2 separate regions of the Homo sapiens genome follow, and region 1 is linked to region 2. Evidence: read pairs that join two places in POLR2A ChIA-PET (ENCODE). Cell type or tissue: OCI-LY7. All regions are shown on one strand.

Evidence for each region. ChIA-PET counts read pairs that join two places held together with the same protein. Peaks named below come from ENCODE experiments on the same cell type or tissue, not always from the same donor. Only the 100,000 strongest peaks of a DNase experiment are listed, where the experiment ranks them.
Region 1: POLR2A ChIA-PET joins it to region 2 with 5 read pairs; 2 of 35 experiments call an interaction of 5 or more read pairs at or near these places.

Annotation. Positions count from the first base shown.
Region 1 is chr9:22,523,553-22,526,052 of GRCh38, forward strand. No RefSeq gene overlaps it. Among named protein-coding and RNA genes, the nearest start is that of DMRTA1, 78 kb to the left of the region's middle. In OCI-LY7, no CTCF peak of the experiment used is centred here; no DNase peak of the experiment used is centred here; H3K4me3 peaks cover 1,407 bases; H3K27ac peaks cover 1,699 bases.
Region 2 is chr9:22,675,461-22,677,960 of GRCh38, forward strand. All of the region lies in intron 2 of LINC01239 (long intergenic non-protein coding RNA 1239), which reads left to right. The region is part of intron 1 of LOC107987054 (LINE-1 retrotransposable element ORF2 protein-like); the gene reads right to left. Among named protein-coding and RNA genes, the nearest start is that of LINC01239, 31 kb to the left of the region's middle. In OCI-LY7, no CTCF peak of the experiment used is centred here; no DNase peak of the experiment used is centred here.

The sequences.
Region 1 (2,500 bases), 150 kb before region 2:
TGTCTTATCAAAATGTACTTTTTAAAAGGCACTGCTCACATCTAGCTCTTTCTTAGATAATTGACTTACAAACTAATTCACATGTTGGTAAAATGGCTAAAAATGGCTTAAAGCAGTGCTTTTTAAACTTTTTTTGAGACTTGTGAGGGATTCTATGGGGAAGCCTGATGGACAGATGCAGGGATCTGGAGCTTCAAACCAGTGAGACTCTGGTACTGCACCCCTAACTCTAATTTCAATCGAAAAATTCTACTTTAAAAAAGTTTTTATGTATATATACATATATATCTACACATATATTTTATTCATATATTACATATATTTTTAAGCTTAATTAAAGAATAGATTTTACTGTTTTAAAAAGGTGAAGATTATTTACTGGCATATCATCTTTTAGTGTCATTACAATTTCTTTTTTTTTTTCTTTTTTTTTTTTTTATTGTGAGACAGAGTCTCACTCTGTCACCGAGGCTGGAGTGCAGTGGCGTGATCTTGGCTGACTGCAACCTCTGCCTCTTGATTTGAAGCGATTTTTGTGCCTCAGCCTCCCAAGTAGCTGGGGTTACAGGCGTGGGCCACCACACCCTGCTAATTTTTGTAGTTTTAGTAAATTCAGGGCTTGGGTTTCACCATGTTGGCCAGGGTGGTCTCGAACTCCTGGCCTCACATGATTTGCCCGCCTTGGCCTCCCAAAGTGCTGGGACTACGGACCTGAGCTACCATGCCCAGCCCAGTGCCATTACAGTTTCATCACAAGACTAAATAATATAACTGAAAAGATTTCTCTAATCTTAGAATCCTGGCTAGTGATAGGAAGTGATAGTCACTAGGGATCACTGCATGGTCACTAAGCAAATGAAGCAGAGTTACCCCAAATCTTTCTTTGATAGAGTTATTATATTGGAGATAAATCATTTGACATGGACTATTTATACTTCTATAATTCATTTAGCGAAGTGTATCATACATTTTCATGGATAAAAAGAATAAGTATAAATTTAGAGTCCTTACAGTTAAGTGAACTAGACATGACAGAACATTAACTAAAGGACCTGATTTATAGATATGCATTCATCTGGGGAGAAATTTCTATTGACAACCTCAGGGCTATGCCCCTAGTCTCATCCTATTCACTCATTTTAGAATTAGTGGCTTGAATAAAACTGTAACGACTGAAATCTCGTCAGATTTGCAGATGGCGAAGCTGAGAGGGACACAGAATGTGTTGGATGAAAGAATTAAGATTCCAAAAGATCTTGACAGGCTGGAACATTTTAAGCTGATATAACATAATGAAATTTAACAGGGACAAATGTGAGGTCCTCTACTTGGGTCAAAAAACAGAAACACAACTGCAGAGGATGAAGAAATTATAGCTTCTGGGAAGAATGCGTGAAAATGCTTAGAGGTATTAGATGACAGTCATATTTTTAGAAATCAACAACATGATGTGAATGTGCCCAAAGCTGATGTGGGTTGTGGGGATTAGTCAATTAAATAAATAGAATCTAGAATGAAGATGGACACAGGCTCACCTTTTTAAAGACTGCTTAGATTTAACAGTGAGAATGTACTGATAGGTAACTAGACAAATTAAAACACATCCAGAAAAGCCTGGATGTAAAGAGACTTCAAAGTCTTTTGTGTGAAGAGAGTTCAGACCTTGAACTTTAGGGAATAAGTTCTGTATGACCTACAGACAAGAATAGGGTATACCAAGGGCATCATATACAAGTATTTAAATTGTTGACATTTGAAAATTTCTGGTGTAATTTTGGAAGACGTAAGATTAATTGGTCTAAGTTAAAGATAGAAAGATGGCATCTCAATATAAGAAATAACTTTTTAAAATCAGAACTGTCCAAAGAGGGTACCGTCTCCAAAATGTAGTTTGTTTTTCTTAGTGAGGATGTGAGATTAGACTGAGCTACTATTGATAGAGATGTTGTAAATACAACATTTTAAAAGATAGCTTAATGGGATAACTTGTGATATCTCTTATAGCCTGAGATTTTATGATCATTAATAAGGAAATTAAAGACAAATGACAAGCGTGTAGGATGTTTCAAGGCAGACGGGTTCTCCATTTACCTTTCAACTTGGAAGTAAATTTATAATCATCTCTTTCAAATATTAGTTAACAACACGCTCAGATAGTTAAAGTTAAAATATCAAAATTACCTTCCCTTTTTACTTTTCACATTCTAATTTTTGATTCTACAATAGAAAAATGTGACTGAATTAAATAATTTTCTCAGACTCTAGACAAAGCCAAGTGCTTTAGAAGGCACATAATAATAAAATTTCAACAAATTCTTTCATTTACAAGTGTAAGCAATTAAGTCAAATAAATAAAAACAAACCACAATAACACAGCCTTCTATAAAAGTTTCACTTTATGAACTCAGAATAAAAGGTATTGAAATGCATTTTAGTTTGTTTTCATTTATTTCCAAATAAAATATATTCTGATCTCTTTCTAGTTTTTCTTTGAATCTGC
Region 2 (2,500 bases):
TCAACCATCCAAAAGCCAACTTAATGTTAGCTACAAAACTATCTGATTGAAGTTCATGGAGTTTTAAAAACCATTAACTTTTATGTGCAGAGTGAAAACTTTGCTCCACTGGCACATAATTTCATTTTTATAGTCAGGAGATAACAATAACATGAAAACATTACTGCCAATGGAAATATGCCTCATGAAAAGTAAAAAGTAAAAGAATATGAAAGATTAGTTATTTTGAGATAGGTGGCTTTGTATATGTTATAGAAAGCAAGAACAAAAATGAATCTACCCTAGGTGATTGGATGACCATGGCACTTGAGGATAATACATAGAATATAATTTTTACTAAAAAAGTACAATGGTCAAAGCATTCAAAGTTTTTCTCAATAATGCACTTGAAAATTCTCTGTTCTGTCATCCATTGATATGAAATGGTGAAAAGAGGACTTTAAAAAAGAATAGCTAATTTCCTGAATAATAGATGGAACTTAACGTTATGTGAACCAACGTTGACAGTAGTGTCTAAATTAATAGTTAGCAAAGTGTTTCCTGTTCTTCACTGATCTTTGCAATTATCTGCACCAGATCATTTACTCTTATTACAGCTTTTTACAGCTTCTTTCCATGCCATTGGGGACATTTTCCTCCTCAAGTTGTCTCCAGAAAATTAACTTTGTACAGCAAAGCCCTTTAGAATTATTATTATTTTTTTCCAGATTTTTATGCATGAAAATAATATACTGCTGAAAACTATTATTGGTTCTCAACATTTTCTTATATTGTGTTTTTAAAAGTCCCACTATTAGATAATTTTTTAATTCTTTGGTACTGTTACACAGGGTAGGAAGAATCCTTCTGAGGTATTTATTAGCAGTGATATAAATACCTGATCCAAATTTATCAGTGCTAAGGGTTTTACAGATATTTTAAATAATGAATTGTGTATAGTGCTTTCCTTTTCACTAATCCCTTCAGGTATATTATCTCATTTGATCTCCTGAGCAGCTATGAATATCAATTTTGTTATTTACAGGTGAGAAAGTGGAGGTTTGAAGAGATTAAGTGACTTGCTCAAGTTCACACAATTTATAAGTAGTTCAATTATAAAGCATTTATCAGGCATATGCTATATAACAGGTAGTTTTCTAACTCATTAGGATATTGCAAACAATTTTTTAAGTACCTACACTTGCAGGATTAATCACAAATGTGCAAACAGGCAGGTAGAGTCTCAAATATGTACAATGTAAAATATATTCAAACAACAAAAGTATAGAGATGTAACTAATTGTACTTCTTGCAAGGGTCAGGGACTACTTTATAGAGTGGTTGGTGCCTGAATTACATTTTGTTTGGTAAATATGAGTTTGTCAGATAAATGAAGGGAGAAATGTACCAAAGTAGATTTTGTAACCTACAATCTAACATACTCTTTACTATATAACATCACCTCTATACCATGCTATATTGATTTTCTATTGATAGTATAAAATTATTACTATAAAATTTAGTGGCTTAAACAACACACATTTTTATCTTACATTTCTTTAGTTCAGAAATTTGAAATGTGTCTCATTGGGCTAAAATCAACATGTCATCTAGGCTGTCTTCCTTTTTGGAGGCACTAGGAAAAACTCAATGTCCTTATTCTTTTCCACCTTCCAAAGAGGATTCACATTCCTTGGTTCGTGGCTCCCTTCTCCCATTTTCAAAGCCAGCAACAGTGGATTGAGATTTAATGTCCCATCCCACCGACCCTGCTTTAGTTGCCGTCACATCTCTTTCTCTGAATACAGGCAAGAAATGTTCTCAACTTTTAAGAAGTCATGTCATTATACTGGGCCAACCTGGATTGTTTAGGAAAATATCCCCATTTCAAGGTCCTTAACCTTAATTACAGCTGCAAAGTCCCTTTTGTCTTGTAATATATTCACAGATTCCAGGGATTAGAAAATGGACATATTTGGGGGGTGGGAATTATTCTGCCGAATACACGTGCCATTTGTAATCTTAAATTATTTCTTGTCTCGCATGGATTTAAGCAGACTTTCTTACCTGTAAGAACTAGATTATTATACTGATGATGTTACGTATTTTGCCTATGACACGTCAAAAAAGAGGGGTGAGGAAAGCTCACATTTTTACACCATTTTCTATGATCTTAGAGATGTCATTTTTTAAATATGCAGTTTTAGAAAAATTCAAAAAGATGAAGAAGAGGTTTGATCATTCTGTATGAGCTCATTGACTCAGGTACTAAATATCTTTCTTGTTTGCCATGCTACTATTTCCCAATAACTAAAAAACCTTTATCTTTAGCTTAGAAATTTCTCCTCATCAATCCAAATACCTATTGATCTACAGGACTCTCAAACACAAAACACTTCATGCTGGCCTATTATCTATACTCTTTTTCTACTTCTACTCTTTCTGTTCTGCTCCCAACATCAGAGAAGGGCAAAAGTATCCCATCAATTGCAAGAACCATAATCCTGGAAGTCATCTTATC